Linked DNA regions of Homo sapiens: region 2 is linked to region 1. Evidence: chromatin loops called from intact Hi-C (ENCODE). Cell type or tissue: K562. All regions are shown on one strand. Links, peaks and the distances in the headings refer to the core of each region. The heading gives the core; the rest is flanking DNA.

The links. Hi-C counts contacts between places; a loop is a spot of excess contacts. Peaks named below come from ENCODE experiments on the same cell type or tissue, not always from the same donor. Only the 100,000 strongest peaks of a DNase experiment are listed, where the experiment ranks them.
Region 2: a loop joins it to region 1, with 4 times the contacts of the local background. A loop is called at or near these places in 1 of 110 quality-filtered maps.

The regions. Positions count from the first base shown.
Region 1 is chr6:161,250,767-161,260,315 of GRCh38, forward strand. All of the region lies in intron 1 of AGPAT4 (1-acylglycerol-3-phosphate O-acyltransferase 4), which reads right to left. Among named protein-coding and RNA genes, the nearest start is that of AGPAT4, 19 kb to the right of the region's middle. In K562, for the core only: no CTCF peak of the experiment used is centred there; DNase peaks (open chromatin) are centred at 3,816, 4,285, 4,955 and 7,127; H3K4me3 peaks cover 589 bases.
Region 2 is chr6:161,310,449-161,319,997 of GRCh38, forward strand. No RefSeq gene overlaps it. Among named protein-coding and RNA genes, the nearest start is that of AGPAT4, 41 kb to the left of the region's middle. RefSeq lists an enhancer at 4,540-5,739. In K562, for the core only: no CTCF peak of the experiment used is centred there; DNase peaks (open chromatin) are centred at 4,263, 4,583 and 4,903; H3K4me3 peaks cover 1,634 bases.

The DNA of each region.
Region 1 (9,549 bases), core at 935-8,934:
ACTACATGTTTGTCAGCAATAAGAATTCTCATTTAAAAACAATGAAAAGCAAAATTAAATCTTTATACAGTCTTACATTAAACTGCATTTCTGAATGGCCATGAAGCTGCATGTTTTAAAGTATTTATTAAATGCTGTTTCCCCTCCATGACTTTTTTATTGATTGTGCCTTTATCCCTTGCATATTGCTTTCTTAAATAGAATAACATCTCGCCTATTCCATTTAGAGTGACCAACTTTTTCAGTTTGTTTATTTTTATTCTTAGCTTATTGGAGGTTTAAATTACGATGAAGTAAGAACTGTAATTTCTTTCATAATGTTTAAACTTAGGGCTTCCTTCTACGCTTATTTCTTATCCTGCAGAAAACTGATAAATGTTCACTCATTTTATCTAGTTTTTCTATAGTTAATTTTGTTTTTAGCTACTCAATCCATCTTACACTTATTTTTGGTTACAGTCCTCTGTGAAGATTTAAATGGATTTCCAAATAGCTAACCAGTTGTATCCAAGGCATTTGTTGAAAGATCCTTCTCTACCTCATTGATTCCCATGCAGTCTCTCCTACATCGAATACCAATAAACAGACATGAATTGAACTGTAGGGGTCAATTCTCTAACTATTCCTTTGATAGATGAGAAAGCTGACAGCTAGAGTGTTAAGTGACCTGCCTGTCACTCAGCTGGTCAGAACAAAGGAGGGCTCCACCAAGCTTGTGTGCCCCCAGCTCTTTCCTTGGCCTTGCTCTCTTGGCCTCTCCACCTGATCTCCTCTTCCTCTCCCAGAGGCTGCACAACGTTACCCTGCATTACAGACCAGCCTGTCCGGCCGCTGGTTAAAGACCCGCAGGGAGGATGGAAGCTGCGCCTGAGAGCTCCTGCAAGTTCATTTGTGCCAACGTATTCCCAGGTGGGAATGAGGGGAGCCAGGTGGATGCCAAGCCCACTTCCCGGGCCTTACGTTTCCCATTCAAACATGGGAGACGTGCTCTTGATACACATAAGGGCATTGATAGTTTACAAATCTACCTATAGGGCAGTTTCTGCAGGAGGAACAAAAGCAGAGAGGGGGAGCAGCCATTTAGATTCTTCTAAAGGGATACATTACCTGTTACAGATTAGGGAATGGAAGGCCTATGATGGTAGGGAATTGTAATTATCTTCTTAACCCATTTATGCTGGAGAGTATAATTTTTTGAATTTTTGCATGAGTGAAAAATCAGACCTTGGTGATGACCTTGAGCAGGAGGATATAAATAATTCCCACATGCTTAGCGTTCCAATAATGGAACACTAAGTTCCATAAGTGGGTTAATGGTTATAACTCAAGTGCCAGAACAGGAATGTGTGCAGCAGTAGAGGGTGTAACGAGGCCTCTAGAGGCCCCGAGACCACCTTCCTTTGACAAAACTACGGCCTCTGACATGGGGTTGTGGGTGGCAGTCAGTGACTCGTTTCTTGCAGTGGTAATAGGAGAGTCCTCTCTCCAACCCAGACATTTGCTTGATTCATGGTTATTTTGGGTAAAAGTAAATAAAAGTTTCACGTTGCGAATTCCCAAACTTTGGGGAATTCCTTCATAAACTAGATGAATTCTGTGTGTCTTGAATTCTGCTTTTGCTTTTAGGTTATGAGCTCCTTCAGGGTCAAATATATTATAAATGAATTAGAAAAAATTGTGAACAATTATAAATGAATAAATAGAAAATAATTATAAAATCTGAAAAGGAAGATTCAGCAATTTTGCTTCTTCTAGAATTCTTTGAAAATACAATTGGACAGGCACAGAAGCTCACGCCTATAGTCCCAGCACTCTGTAAGGCCAAGGCGGGAGATCTCTTGAGCCCAGGAGTTGGAGATTGGTCTCGGCAACATGGTGACAAAAAATACAAAAATAAGCTGGTCATGGTGGTGCACATCTGTGGTCCCAGTCACTCAGAAGGCTGAGGTGGGAGGATCACCTGAGCCTGGGAGGTTGAGGCTGCAGTGAGCCAAGATCACGCCACTGCATTCCAGCCTGGGTGACACAGTGAGACTCTGTCTCAAAAATAAAGAAAATACAATTAAGTCAGAACAGAACGACTTAGGAGGGTCAGGAAAAACAATGAGGAAGTGTGTTTAGTGACACAAAGATGCTTACAATACAGAGTCTACAAAAATGTATATGAGTCTGGGAGCTGTGGCTCACGTCTGTAATCCCAGCACTTTGAGAGGCCAAGGCAGGCAGATCATGAGGTCAGGAGATCGAGACCATCCTGGCCAATACGGTGAAACCCCGTCTCTACTAAAAGTACAAAAATTAGCTGGCATGGTGGTGGGCACCTGTAATCCCAGCTACTCAGGAGGCTGAGGCAGGAGAATCTCTTGAACCCCGGAGGTGGAGGTTGCAGTGAGCCAAGATTAAGCCACTGCACTCCAGCCTGGGTAACAGAGCTAGACTCCAACTCAAAAAAAAAGAAAAAAAAATGTATATGATATGATCCAACTTTTTTTAATTTTTTTTTTTTGAGACGGAGTCTTGCGCTGTTGCCCAGGCTGGAGTGCAGTGGCGCAATCTCTGCTCACTGCAAGCTCCACCTCCCAGGTTCACGCCATTCTCCTGCCTCAGCCTCCCGAGTAGCTGGGACTACAGGCACCCGCCACCATGCCCAGCTAATTTTTTGTATTTTTAGTAGAGACGGGGTTTCACGGTGTTAGCCAGTATGGTCTCGATCTCCTGACCTCTTGCTCCCCCCACCTCAGCCTCCCAAAGTGCTGGGATTACAGGCATGAGCCACCGCACCCAGCCAATATGATCCAACTTTTAAAAGGCAAAAATAATATGTATCTCTCTACTTAAATTTTAAAAATTATAAATATTTTATTTGTAATATAAATAAATATATTGCACCCCCCAAGATTGAAATTCATGTTTCCTTCTATGTTTTTATTCTTTTACTGTATTATTTAACATATGTATTCACAAACAATGTGCAATTTATAATGTCTGAATCCTTTCGTGAGCTCCTTTCTACATTCAACACTGCGATTTTGAAATGTTACATATCTAGTTTTAGTTATTTTAATTGCAAAGAGTATTGCTTTGGATGACTACCCCAAAATTAATCTATTCCCATACTGGCGGACATTCACATTACTCCCAATTTGTTTTCAGTGCTACAGACAATGCAGTAATGAACACTGGACTTGGAACTGCTGCCTCATTCTGACATGCACACCTCTGATTTTACTATATATTAACAAATTGCTTTTTAAAATGGTTGGACAATTCACACTTCAGGTGGATGTTTGGGGTTAGTGAGATAATAGGAAATACTCATTTTCTTCTTTATGCTTCTCTGTATTTTCTAATTATTCTATCAAAAGTATTAACCACTTGGTCAATATATTTAACTTTTTTTAAAAAAAGAAAAACTTTTCTACTGCATTTTTTAAGATCACATGAGTATGTTAACATATGTCACTTGATATTGAAAAAGCTCTGTGACTTACTAGTGGACCCATTGTACAGCTAAGAAAATAGAGGCTCAGGGAAGTCATGACTTATTTTCTTTGGTCACTAACCTGCTCAGGTCCCTACCTTCTCTGATCCTCAGCTTCTTCCTGTCATTCACATCAGCCTAACTGATAACACTATTGAGGGCATAAAGTAAGATGAACAATTAGAAATACTAAAACATATTAAGTGATTCATATACATATATACGTTTAGAGGCAACTCGTTCAGCGAATATTTATAGAGCCTCTACCGCGTGGCCCTGGTGATCTTTTCTCACGGCCATGTTCTTTATGTCCTTTCACTCCTCTGCTTACAGTAAGAAATAACTAAGTATTGGGAAATCGAGGAGAAAATGCCTTCTTACAAACCCTCCAGCTTCCATTCCACTCAGTCCTTCTCATGGAAAGCAGCATGGGTTAGCAAATCCTTAGATTTACTGAGGCTACTTACAACTTCTTCTGTTAATCCTTGGTTCTAAGCTTTAACATTCATTTAATTCTCAAAGATCTGTAAATACCGACTCAATTTAGAGAACAAACATGGATTCAATACTAAAAGCCAGTGTGTTTGGGTTTCACATCATTGTCTTCAAAGGACTTCCTGGTTTCTAAGAAAGCAAATCCTGGCAAGGCTGGAGAGCTCCAGAAATCCAGCGCCTGGGCTCACAAAAGCCAGCCCTGACTTCGCGAAGAAAAAGCCTCAAACTGCAGAACACACCCGGCAAGCTGTTCTTATCGTTCCGAGGCCATTGCAGAGCCAGATACGGTTACACAGCCCTTCTGAAGCAAAGATACACTAAGTCTAGACAGGCCCTGGTTCCCTGTGATAAACTCCAGATCATCACCACCACAGGGCCCTGCTCCCAGCTACTTCATCTTTCCCTGTAATACCTCACACATCCAGTTCTCCTTCATTAGCTCTATGATAATGGCTTGACGTAGGTCCAAAGAGCAAAGGAACTTGGATTTGAAAGTCCGAGACCCCTCTGCAAAATACCATTGCTTCTTTCGCTTCAGAAAAGATTTTGGGAAGTGAATGAAACACATCCAGCTGTAGTTCTTCTGATGTTAGAATTACCATATGACCCAGAAACTCTACTCCTAGGAATCTACTCAGGAGAAATGAAAACACACATCCACACAAAATCTTGTACACCCACGTTCACGGCAGCGTTGCTCTCGATAGCCAAAGGCCGAAACAGCCCCAGTGTTCATCAACTGATGCGTGGATAAATACAATACAGTATATCCATAAAATGGAATATTCTCCAGCCACAAGAAAGAATAAATTAATTACTGATACATGCTACAACATGAATGAACCTCAAAAACATGTTATATGAAAGAAACCCGTCACAAAACACCACATATGGTACGATTCGGTTTATATGAAAGGTTCGGACTAGGCCAATGCATGGAGACAGAAAGTGAACTTGTGGTTGTCTAGGGCTGGAGGGGGCAGGATGGGGGAGTGACTGCTGATATGTACGGTTTCTCTCTGAGGTGCTAAAAATGCTCTCAAAGTAGATAGTGGTGATGGTCGCACAACCATGAATATACAAAAAGCCATTGCACTGCACACTTGCAATGGGTGAATTTTATGGTATATAAATTATATCTCAATAAAGCTGTATGTAAAAACAAAGAAAAAAACACTGGCCCCACAGAAGACAAAACATAAGCAGAGTCAGCCTTCAGTCCACACAGCCATGTCAACACATAGAGGGACATGCTGTTTAGATGAAGGAAATGAGCTGCAGAAAGGAGTCAGGGAGTTTCAGCCTGCAGGAAAAAGCCACTCCACCCTCACCCAGGCAGAGCAAGGTGTCCAGGCGAGGCCGGTTGGCAGGATGTTACTGCCCACCACAGCACTTGCAGGAAGTAAAACAGATCCCCCTCAACTGAAATGATCTCGGAGACTGGTCCTTAAGTAGGACTGGCCCTTACCCTGGATCCTGAGTATAGGCAATGGGCAAAGCTGGAAGGATACGAAAACCTGGCTAACACCCTAAGTTTCCCAGGCAAGAGGAAATCAACCCCAGGCACGCATGGTGACGGCAGCGACCGCCACCATCTAGAAGAATTAGGCTTTGTGCCTAAGATTGGGGAAAAGTCTTCGGTGGATCAAATATTTTGTTCTCCTTCCTGTGAGGCTGCTTTGAAAAGCTGAGATTAAACACTCTGCTGATGTTCCTCACCACCAGCGCTGCTCTCTGCCGTGTGTCATGGATGAACACATTTGCTGTGTTCACATGAAATGTGGGGAGAAGTTCCAGGGCTGAAATACGTGACAGACATGACACTCGTGCTATGAAACCAGCTTCCTCTGATAGCCACACAGCGGAGCTGACACGTCCTCCCTGAAGCAGGCTCGGGAGGCAGAGACGGCGTCTGATGGCTCCCCCGGTCCCTGCAGCCTGTACACAGTCGACACTGACAAAGAGCGTTCCCGAAAGAAATCTGGTGGATTGCCAAAAGCTTCATTAATTAATGAAATCAGTGGGGAGATAAATAATTGAAGGGAAAGAAATGGGTTCATCAGTTTGGCAACACTGAAATTTTCATGCATTCTGCCTAGGAGACGAATAAGCCCACAAGACAGGCATCAAGAATGGATGTGCCTTTTCTCCAGTTTTAGGTCTGGGAGAGTTTCCACTTTCCCAAAAGTCAGCCTTTGGCATCACGTTGGAGACGCCTGTTGCGAGCTCCCTGCAGACCAGCCACCTTAGCCAGTGGGCGTGGAGGCAGAGGTCTTCACTTTTCCTCTAAGTCCTTACTAAGAATTTTCCTGTGCCCTAAATGAGATGTTGGAGATGGGGGGAAAGTGGCAATGAAAACAGCACTTGTTTCTAACATGAACTTTGGATCAGGATAAAAGTAGTAAACTTAAAATTAGATGAATGCTAAAATGTTCCAAATATCCATCACCCGGTGAATAAAGAAGCAAGAGATGGTACAGCCACAGGACGGAAGACCACTAACAAGAAGGAACCAGTCCCGGCTCCATGCATGCCACGGGTGGATCTCAAGCATATTATGCTAAATGAACAGAGCCAGACACAGAACAATACATAGTGAATTATCCCACTCATAGGCAATACCTATCAAAGGCCAAATTACAGACACAGAAACTGGATCACTGATTGTCTGAGCTACAGACACATGTGAGGATGGATCCTGTGGGCATGAGGAGACTTTTGGGATGAGAGAGGCGTTCTAAGCTGGATTTTGGTGATGGTTACACAACGCCAAATTTACCAAAACTCATTGAACTATACACTTAAAATGGGTGAATTTATGGTATGTAAATTATATCTTAGTAATGCCATTAAAAAATTAAATGAAGACAGAAGTTTTTAAAACTGCTGAAATCCAACATCAAAAAAATGATCAAAGGGTTCTTGAAATATGAGAAGTCAATTTAAATTAATTTTCTTCATGGAAATTAAAAAGGAATGTGGACAAGAAGGAGAAAGAGAAGAAAAAAAAAGGAAAGACAGCGTTAGTCCCACCTTCTATTTCATATGGAAGTGAATACAAGCTTATTCTGTTGTTCCATTAGCTATGAACCCATCTGGTCCCAATCCCCAGGTCACCATCATATACACAAGGATGTGGTGACGCAGTCTGTCAAATGTTTACTTTACAGGATCACCCTTGCTCTGGCACTTTCTCAACTGACTCACCCAGTAACGGTACCAATGAAATAAGTGAGGTTAACTCAACATGATTTAGTTTTGGCGCACACATCCTGGCTCCATGGGATCATTTATTACTTCCTACGTTAAAACACTTGGAAGGAAAAAACTCCTGCGTGCCAGAATGAAAGTTCTAGTATTTACACTTCTCAACTTTTAAAAACAAGGAATTTTACTTATCTCCAGTCTTATGACACTTTTTTTCCTCCATGAGACCTCAAAGACTGAGAGTGGCAGTTCAGAGATGAAAACTCTACGTCCATTGTCTTCCCTAAAAAGTGACTTCCCTTGGCTGCAATAACGGAAGTAACTCAAAATGACTGCACTCCCATCTTCAGGCTGTTCTATCCTTTCCCATTTGAAAACAAATTTCCTGCAAACGGGTTGGCAGATTCTCCAAATACCTGAGAGTATCCAACAACCATTTTTAGACTTTTGTTTTGTACAAAGTTATCTTCTCTGAATCTATAAACTTTTCCACCTCTTGGTGGAAATTTTCAAATGTATATTTATGTTCATGTCTTGAATCATAAGACAAGCAAAATACAGAAAGAAAAAACACAACTAAAATTGACACAAGAGAGCAATAACCTCTCACAGTCCTAGAAAACAGGAGAGTTCTCTTATCTGGGGCAACTTCAGCTTTGGACTTCACCACCTATATATGTTGGGAGATGGTTCTTATTTCTCCTCCCCACCCCACTCCCCGCAAAAAACACAGAAACACCATCCACAGAGAGTCATTACTCAAGCTAGGTTGTAGCAAGACTTGGTTGAAAGTTTAATCACATGGCTAGATGTGAAAGACTTGGGGACTATTTTACCACAAGCATTTAATTTTTTTTTTTTTTTGGAGAATGAGTCTCACTCTATCGCCCAGGCTGGAAGTGCAGTGGCACAATCTAGGCTCACTGCAACCCCCACTCCCAGGTTCAAGAGATTCTCATGCCTCAGCCTCCCAAGTAGCTGGGATTACAGGCGCCCGCCACCAGGCCCAGCTAATTTTTTGTATTTTTAGTAGAGACAGGGTTTCATCATACAGGCAAGGCTGGTATCAAACTCCTGACCTCAAGTGATCCTCCCGCCTCAGCCTCCCAAAGTGCTGGGATTACAGGTGTGAGCCACGGTACCCGGCCTTAAATTCTTTTCAATTGACAAATAAAAATTGTACATATTTATGGTGTACAACATAATGTTATGATATACGTTTACACCGTGAAATGATTAAATGAAGCTCGCTAACGTATCGATCACTTCCCATACTTATTTTTCTTATGATGAGAAAGTTTAAAATCTATTCTTTTAGTAATGTTTAAATACACATTATTCTTAGTTATGGTCACAATGCCATGTAACAGACCTCTGCACCCCTGAAGCTTTAACAGCACCAATCATCCTTTCTATACTGAGATAGTCCTAATATGACCTTGGCTGTCCGCAGCGCGTATGCTTTGAGTTGCTGGTGATCACGGACTTTTGTAGAGCCACCCGGTCTTTTGCAGGGCGGTCTGGAGTTGGTTGAGTCTAGAGTTAGTGAGTTTTCACACATGTGCCACACTACCAGCACGTGTGAAAACTCACTAACTCTATACTCAATGCAGGAAAGGCTACAGCATTTGCCAGGCCTGGTCAAAATGAGAATGTGGGGTTCCTTCTTCAAAAACTATCAAGAATTTCAACAAGGGAGAGCAGAGCCTTACCCCAACTGTGGGGTCCCAGGTCACCGCACAGTTCACATGCCCAGGAGGACTCTCTGGCTGAGTGGCACCTTGAGCTTACCAACAGGGCAACTCCTCAAATGTGACCAAGGAAGAGAGTTAAGAACTGCCGAAAGAAAATGAAAGTCTTCCGGACAGGGGTCCACTTTTTACAATGTCAGCACCTAGCTCCATGGTATCTATGTGCACGCTGCACCCCCAGGGCCGAGTCGTAAGTTCACCATTGAGTCACATCCTGGTTCTTGCTTCCCTTCTCAGACCCATCCAGGAGTTGCACTGGAGGAAACTTCCATTCACCTGGCGCTATACGTGTTTGGGGCTGGGGAGTCTCTGGAAGTGAACTGCGTGCCACTATAACAAGCCAAGAACAGCATGTGGGGACAGGGCTTTAACAAAAGCACAGTGGGATCCAGCAGCCTCTCACTGCTTCAGGCTTCAGTGAACTGCTAGGAAGACGGAGGGGCCATTACTCCCACCGCACATGGGAGTGTCCTCTTCCTCTTAGCCCTTTCCATAGGCGATGCCTTTCATTCCTGCAGACAGCGTTTATGAAAGAACCAGCCTGGGGAATGAACACTGACCAGTCCCAAGGAGCTTGTCAAACTGCAGGAAAGCAAGATAAGAAATTCAAGTTGT
Region 2 (9,549 bases), core at 1,055-9,054, 60 kb after region 1:
TGTAAAGGGGTCATTTACCCGTAAGTTGTTGGCTAACTCACTGGACAGAGCAGTCAGACCTTGCAATGCCTTTGTTATACTTCCATCAGGGGCGATGTTGTTTGGGATGAAGGTACAACATTGAGTTTTAATCATAATGCAAACTCCTCCTCTTTCTGCTAATACCATGTCTAAGGCTATCCTATTTTCCCAAGCCATCTGGCCTGTAGCCCCTAATGGCTCAGCTATTCCTTCAACAGCATCTCTAGTGTAGTTACTAAATCACTGTTGGTTGTAGTAGATGTAGTTTATCCAATCTACATTTTTATTAATTGTCACCCACCAAGATATTGACTCAAATCCTGCAGCTATTTGATTTCGGAATTCAAATTGATCTGGTATTCCCCGTGGGACTCCAGTTGCGTTTAAATAGACATGAGAGTCGAAAGACCCATAAGGGGCTTCTCTCGCATTATGATGTCTTATTTTTCCTTCCTCTAGTTGATGAAATGCCAGGGTGAAACGGATAGCCAATTGGACTAAAGCACAAGTGCCGCTCCAGTTATTCGGCAGAGTGTCCAGTAAAGGTCCACCAGAATACCACCACACATCCACTAGGGGATGAACAAGGGCTGACTGATTGATAAGTTCTTGAAAATTCTTAAGCTCACTGCATCCCCTCAGGTCTCCAAGGAATGCTGTTTCCTCCCTGTCGTGAGAGATATGAAGTTAACTTAGTGTTGGGAGACAGAAGCTGGATGGCCCTCAGGGGCTGGCCCATAGGATGCCGGACTTCGGGATATAGCAGAGAGAGAGCATGGCACAACTTGTTACTCCAGGCTGTAGGATCCGGGAAAAGAGCTATCATGCAGCCCACTCCTGGTCAACTGGAGGACCACCCTACTAGAAAGGGGACAATCTGGGCCTCTGGCCTGCCATGCACACAAGCATAACAATTGCTTTCGTTTAAAGTGCGGACGGAATATCTGATCCATTCCAACCAGGCATTTGCAACTTGGTAACCTGTTTCAATTGCCAATACTTGTTTTAAGTCTTTAACTTCTACGACAGCCATCTTGGTCTTGTGGTTAGATGGAGGAGGAGCAATTATTCCGTTGTGAGAGGTTTTGGAAGAAGGCTTAGAAGAAGGTGCAGGCAGTGCGGGATCAAAGAAATACATTTTAAAGAATCCAATAGGGTCTGTCCCTCAAACCTCAACCCCCATACCATAAAACTGGCTTAAAGGAGGGAACCGGCTTAGAAAAGGGGAAGAAGTTTGAGGATTCGAGATAATAACCTGTATAGGATTGCACTGGTTTAGCTGACACTTAGTGGGGGGCTGTCCCTCTAGTAACATGAATGTACAGTTTTAGGAAATTACAAAAACAGGTTGGGGCGGTCCATCCTTGCTCTTTAGTGGTCCACAGAATGCTGGACCAACTATGGCATAAAAGCTGTACATTGGGAGGGCAAGACTCCTGGTTGACGCCGGGGTCTTTATCAAAATCTCCTCGGATTAAATGGTCCCAGTTCACTAATGCCTAATCTGAGAAGAGTCAGGAGGGACAGAGGTGCTTTTCTGAAGTAGAGAGCTGTCTCTGACTTGGCAAGTTCCCACAGGGTATAACAAGGCAAGCACCAAATGCAATAGTTTGAGGCGAAATTGACTTGGTTATGTTAATAACTAGATGGTCAGCAATAGAGTGAGGAAAGAAGAAAAAGTAATAGAATAGATGAAAGAGTTAAATTTTTCTTAGCTTTAGTTTGGTAGCGTTTTCCCCTGGGACTATGGCCCACGACTCTGGAGAAGGCGGTGCTTTTTTGACTCGGGTGTGATGAGTCCATCCCCTTTCCACTGTATGAACAGCAGTCTCGGTGATTAGTAACACAAGGTAAAGTCCTTCCCAGGCTGGCTCAAGTTTTCCTTCTCCCCACCCTTTGATGAGAATGTGATCCTCAGGCTGGTGCTGGTTTACCGGAAATTCTAGGGCTGGTACCTGTGCTAAAAGACTTTTAGTTTTGAGGGAAAGGAAAGTAGAAGATAAACCAAGTATATAATTTCTAAGAAATTGATCTTTTGTTTTACATGTGGGGACATCAGCAATGGACTTTATAGTCCTTGGCACCTTCTTGCTGAGAAATTTTCTTTAGCACCTATTTTTATTATTTTTTAGACCAAAGAAAGCCAAACACCGTTTTATATTTGCCAATGCTTCCTGTATGATATTTATACCAGATAAGCTAAATTTCACCTTTACATTAGTGTGTTTTTAATGTTAAAGTTAATTTTAATAAAATCTTGTAGCCATATTTATCCAATTTTTAATGTCTGACCATATGGTAAGATTTGTATAGATGCTTTTTAACCTTTTATAATTTTTGTTAAAAAGCAGGTTAGTGCTTTAAGAAAAACATGTTGTGCTTTTATTTTAATGTCCAGTTCTCAGAAAAACTGGGTGATATCCCTTTAACTTTACCCAATATGTTTACACACAGAATTTCCTTTTCAATTAACATTTCAAAACTTGCCTAAACCTTTAAAACAATTTTTTTTTAACCATTTAATGTAGGTAAAAATCCACACTCTTATGTCTCCTTATAATCCTTTTACCAAAGTACGTTTTACTTTCCTTACACACCTTACACATAAACTGTTTCTTCAATAGTTTTACATTCAGGAGGCCTAATTACTTTTAAATTATACAACATTTCTTGCATAAATTCCCTTTTATAACTTTTTTTTCCCATAACTTTCACAGACAATTCTTCAACATGCCTCAACTTTCTGATTTGTTGCAAACATCCCTTTCTCTAAACAACCAGTTCATTTATTTTAGGACAAGAATTTACCATATAATATTCCTTTTTACATAAATTCTCTCCCCCCTCCTTTGTTTTTTCTCAAAGATGATAACCATTCTTTTCCAAATTGAACTTCCTTCATTTCTGTGGACTAGACTGTCTAAGGCCACAAGATTAGACGTTAGGATAATACATGTTACACTCTTAACTTTTAGCAAACTTTACTTTTGTTGAAAACCTTGTAAGTTTGGGATTTCAATTATTCTTTGCTATTAATAAGACCTCGTTCAGTCCATATTAACTTAGAATTAGTATAGATGACTCCTTCCTGATTCTGTAAGCACTTTAAGGCTTGGCTGAGTGCAAACAGCTCGCAGGCACGTTTGAGCAGACCAATTGTTAGGCAATTTTCCTAACTTGGCTTCTCCAAGAGTTTCCTTATCACTTACTGAATACCCATTGTGTCTTTTTCCTTCAATCACCCAGGAGGAAGCATCTACAGTCCTGTCCTGAAGGTAGTTCCTCCTAGGTCTGGTTGGACCTTTGTATGGTAATTAAGATTTAGATGCCCTGTTAGGAAACCTGGTGGGTTAAGGGAATTTTCAGTGGTTCATGTTAAATCATCTTTTTCTAACAGAATAGCCTCATACTTTAAGGTTCTTGAGTCAGTAAGCTATCTTTTGTTTTCTTTTTGACTTAGGATAGTTCTGACCTGATGAGGTGTGCTCACAATGAAGTTTACTCTAAAAGTTATTTTTCTACTTTCTTCTGTTAGCGAAGCAGTTTCCACTACAGATTGAATGCATTTGGGCCATCCACGGGTTACTGGGTTAAGGATTTTTGATTAGGAAGGCTACGGGTTGTCAGTCACCTCAGGGCTTTTGGGTTACAACCTTGTTTACACTGGCAACAAGGTGGTATTGGAGTGTTATAGGGTCAGGGAGAAGACCTTCAATTATTAATTATAGGTTTTAAATTTACCCTGGCTTTTAAAGGAATAGGGTACACTGTTTTCTCTTTACTACTCTCCCTCTCTCTGTTTGTCTCTGTCTCTTTCTCTCTCTCTGCCTCTCTCTCTCTTTGACTCTGTCTCTTTCTCTGCCTCTGCCAGCCGCTTATGCTGCTCTTCTCCCCTCTCCTTCCCCTTCCCCTAGGGGAGGGACCGGTGGGAGTGCAGCTACTCTTTCTTTCCCTGAGAAGAAAGGAAAGGGGAGTTCTGAATATTTTTCTTACTACAGGAGGTTTGTGTGAGGTTCAACCCCCTGAAATTTGCGGAAGGCTCAACCCCTCAAACCAGGGGGTGTCTTGCCTTGCTGCTCTAGAAGGTTGACCTGTTTCCTCCCTTTCCCCCTCTGAAGGTCCCTTGCACACTTCCCACTCGTGTTGTCCTCTCTGGCTGCTCCCCCAAGGGAGAGTTAGGCCCCTCTTAGTGTTAGAGTGCCGGTATAAATCCCATGGCAGGATCCGCCCTAAGCTATATGAGGTAGCTACGGAACCCCGGAGAGGTCCCACTCACTCTGTCCAGCAGTAGGACTTGTCACCATCCACACGAAGAACACCACAAGTAGGGTTGTTTGTGATCATTCACACACACACACATTTAGCCCTCCAGAATTTGACCAACAAGGAAGTACTTTACCGGCTCCCGCGGCTTCTCCTTCCTTGGTCTGTGCACAGAGTCACCTCTGCAGTATGTGAGGATCCTTTAAGCTAGGTTGCTGGCCAGTTTCTTTCTGCGTTGCTGAGAGCTCGGGTTATTCCTGGAACTGGGTGGGTCCTGATTTCTCACCCCTGAGGCCCCCACAAGGCGGCGGGGCGCACGTCCTCACCAGAGAGAACCAGAGACTGCCCGGAAGGGGAATGTATCACGAGGGAGCCCCCAAATTGTTATAAATAAAGTTTCGGTGCTGCAAAAGAAATAGCACTCGAATATAAAATTTTCTTTTTAATTTTCAGCAAGTCAATGTACTTCTATAGAAGGGTGCGCCCTTACAGATGGGGCAATGGTGAGTGCACACTTGGACCAGGGAGGGGAAGGGGTTCTTATCCCTGACGCACATGGCCCCTGCTGCTGTATCCTTTCCCTATTGGCTAGGGTTAGACTGCACAGGCTAAACTAATTCTGATTGGCTAATTTAAAGAGCGTGAGGGGGTGAGTGGTTTGGTGGGAAAAATGGTTAAGGGCAGAGCAGGAAATTGCAATGAGTCAGGGTGGAGCAGGTAATAGGAATGAGTCAGGATGGAGCAGGTAATCCGAAGGAGTCAGGGTGAAGCAGGTAATCAGAATGAGTCAGGGTGAAGCAGGTAATCGGAATGAGTCAGGGTGGAGCAGGTAATCGGAATGAGTCAGGGTGGAGCAGGTAATCGGAATGAGTCAGGGTGAAGCAGGTAATCCGAATGAGTGTCAGGGTGGAGCAGGTAATCGGAATGAGTCAGGGTGAAGCAGGTAATCCGAATGAGTGTCAGGGTGGAGCAGGTAATCGGAATGAGTCAGGGTGCAGCAGGTAATCAGAATGAGTCAGGGTGAAGCAGGTAATTGAAAAAGGTTGCTTTACGAGGAAGTTAAGTTTAAAAGTAGAAGGCAAAGAATTGAATATACTGACATATTTATTCTTTGAAGATAAATTTAGAACTCATATCTAACACAGGCGTGAGTAACCGCACCCGGCCCGTATCTGCTATCTTTAAAGAGATACATATACACATTTTATGTATATATATATATATGCGTGTGTATATATATATATGACAATGGTCCCATAAAATAATAATGGAGCTGAAAAATTCCTATGGCCTATTGACATCATAGCTGTCCTAACATCACAATGCAGCACTGTAAACAAATCCACTGTGGGGCCAATCATATAAAAATCTAGCACATACAATTATGTACTGTGCATAATGCTGGGTAATGATAATAAATGACAATGTGGCTGGTTTAGGTATTACTAGCCTATACTTTTTAATCATTATTTTAGAGTGTATGCCTTCTCTTTATAGAAAAAAGTTAACTGTAAAACAGTCTCAGAGAGATCCTTCAGGAGGTGTCCAGAAGAAGGACAGTGATCATAGGAGATGCAGCTTCATGGGTGGCCTTGCCCCTGAAGACCTCCCAGTGGGACCAGATGTCAGAAGACAGTGATATTGGTGATCCTGACCCTGTGTGATCTTAGGTGTATGTGTGTGTGTTTGTATATTAGTTTTTAAGAAAAGGTTTTAAGAGTAAAAAAAAAAAATTAAAAATAGAAAAAAGCTGATTGATAGAATAAGGACCTAAAGCAAGAAAATTTGTTACAGCTGTACAATGTGTTTGTCTTATAAGCTTTGTTATTACAAATGAGTCCAAAGGTTTTTTAAAAATGAAAAAGTTTTTAAAGTAAAAAAGTTACAGTAAGATAAGATCAATTTATTACTGAAGAAAGAAATTTTTTAAATGAATTTAGTCTAGCCTAAGTGAACGGTGTTGAGCGGAAAGTCATATCCTCGGCCTTCACACTCACTCTCCACTCACTCACTGACTCACCCAGAGCAACTGCCAGTCCCACAGGCTCCAGTCAGAGTAAATGCCCTACACAGGTGTACCAATTTTTTTCTTTTATACTGTATACTGGATTTTGCTGTACCTTTTTTTTTTTTGAGATGGAGTTTTGCTCTTGTCACCCAGCTTGGAGTGCAGTGGTATGATCTTGGCTTACTGCAACCACCTCCTGGGTTCAAGCAATTCTCCTGCCTCGGCCTCCTTAGTAGCTGGGATTACAGGTGCCCGTCACCACACCCAGCTAGTTTTTGTATTTTTAGTAGAGACGGAGTTTTGCCGTGTTGGCCAGGCTGGTCTCGAACTCCTGACCTCAGGTGATCCACTCACCTTGGCCTCCCAATGTGTTGGGATTATGGGCATGAGCCACCGCTCCTAGCCCTTGCTGCACCTTTTCTATGTTTAGATGCACAAAAACCGTTGTGTTACAATTATCTACAGTATTCAGTAAAGTCCCATGCTGTACAGGTTGGTAGCCTGAGAGAAACAGGTGCCTCATGGGCTATACCATCTAGGTTTGTGTAAGTGTACTCTAACATGTTTACACAACAAAGTTGCCTAAGAATGCATTTTTTTTTTTTTAATTTGAGACGGAGTCTTGCTGTGTTGCCCAGGCTGGAGTGCAGTGGCGTGATCTTGGCTCACTGCAACCTCCCTCTTCTGGGTTCAAGCGATTCTCCTGCCTCAGCCTCCCCAGTAGCTGGGATTATAGGAGTGCACCACCATGTCTGGCTAATTTTTGTATTTTTAGTAGAGACGGAGTTTCCATGTTGGCCAGGCTGGTCTCGAACTTCTGACCTCAGGTGATCTGCCCTCCTCAGCCTCCCAAAGTGCTGGGATTACAGGTGTGAGCCACCGTAACAATGGATTTCTCAAAACACCTGGCCCTAACAATGGATTTCTCAAAACATATCCTCATTGTTAAGAGAGGCATGACTGTATGTACACAGTATATACACATTATATATATGTGTGTGTGTGCTTATGTGTATATATACATATGTGTATGTGTATATGTACATATAGTGGCAATGATCGTGCTGTCAGGTTCTACAAAATCCTCTTTGTACCCAAACACTGCTGATCCAACAAACGTGACCACAGTGGAATCTGTATGTGTACATATACACACACATATGTATATACTTTTTGCCAAACTGTTTGATGTCGTAGACATCATGATACTTCACCCCTAAATATATATCTCTCAAGAATAATGACATTCTCCTACTCAATTACAATATAATTATACTCTTTGGGAATTATACATTGCCACAATAGTAGGATCTAACACAATGTCTTCTAGAGCTCGTTTTTTTTCCAGAGATGATGTAATCTTTACCTTTGATTCTGCTCTTTTGCCCCTCTCTGCTTAACCTGCTCCACTCAGGATCTAGCAAGAGATGTCACACATAAGGCCCCAAATAACTTAGGGAGTTGAATGAATGAAAGAATGGATGCATAAATGTGAAAATCCTTTCTGATGTGTCTTCAGGACGTGGAAAGGTGCATGACCCCATGTGGGAATTCAGTGACCTTCAAGCCCTTCTCATTGGTCTAGACAGAAACCTTACACCTGGCAGGATATGCATTTTGCAGCTGAGGCTCTTTGTGAGCAGTTTGGTGATATTTAAGTTCCTGGTGATTAGGGAAACCGTCAGGAGCTTGGCAAACCTATTCAAAATACAACATATTAAAATTCCTGTTAATCATAGATCTTAAAAGCACTGGGCTACAACACTTGGTTAAAGTACCAAAAATGCAAACCAGTTATTATGAAAACAAAGCCGGGGAAGTAGGTGGCACTGCATTGTAGGAGTCTACATTCAGCAACAAAAGAGGGCACAGGCTCTACTGTGGTCACATTCATTGCATCAGCAGTGTTCGGTACAAAGAGGCTTTTGTGAAACCTGACGGCACGATCATTGCACAGGCACACCATTGAACGAAGGCAGACTTTCCCCTTCTATGAAAGGATAATTTTCTTCTCATATTTGACACCGATTAGCTCTAGCAGAGAATTCTATTTAAAGCAATCCCTTGAAATTAGACCATGTATGCCAAGGGCAGGGCTGTGTATTCAGCCCTGTCTTCCTAGCAACTTTAGCGATGTATCCTAAGTATGGGAGGAGGGCACTGAAAAAGTGAGGCATGAAAGAGATATATCTAATAATCATGACTACTTACTATCACAACTTAGAAGAAATAGCTGGATTTCAATCTCTTTTCCCAATCCGACGGTTTATTATTTTCCTTTTTTCTTCCAAAATTTCATACGCATCCCAAGTTTTAGCATAATGATATCAGCAGCAAGTTGTTAAATAAGTTCTGTGGGCTCATCAAAGCAATTATCTTAAAGTGTTCTATGAAACAGCATTGGTTCAGTGCTGATTGCGTTATAAACTTTGAAATGAAGAGCACTGCACTTTAGAAACTCCAGGTTATGAAGAATTTTCTGTTTTTCATTTTGGCCTCCTTCTCTACTAACCAATGTGTTTGAAAACCTGTAATGTGACTCTTCAGGTTAGAGGGTGAGTTTTTTAACCCTTCCCCAGCTCTCAACACTATCCCTCTCCATCTCCAGCCTTTGAGTTCTGTCTAGCACTCACCATAGGATATGTCCTGATGAAAGCCTCATTGTTCCACATCTGAGAAGATCAGTTGCTGTGCACAGCTGCATGGGAACTGGATCCAGTCCCCATCTGGATCTAGGAACAAATCGGTCCCTAGCAGCTTGACAACTGCTCATTGTCTAGTCAAGGGGGTTGCTTTCTTTTCCTGGAAAACGTCTTCCAGGGTACATTTGATATGAAGTTTTCACTGCTCATAAAGTTAGGGGGAAGGAGACTGGAAGCTCAGGGCAGAGGTACCACAGTTATCAAGTTCTATTTGTTTTGCAAACTCTAGGTTTTCTTTATTATGTGTTTCCTTTGTCCACATGAATCTTGTGGACATTTCTTGGTCTAAATTAATGGTATTTTCTCCTGAACAGTGGTTCTTCAAATATTACCCAAAATGAAGGAGGGAAGGATCATTTTTAAAAATCCCAAGTAGTTCTATTTTATTTGTACAAGTGAATAATTTCCTACAGGATAAAATAAAAGACATTGATAATAAGAATACTAGTAACTATTGTTTAAGAAGCATGGTTACTATTACAATAGTGGAATTTAAGGACATGTTTTGGTTATTTTATAAATTGCATTATTCTATCCTGTATCTTTTAAATTGAG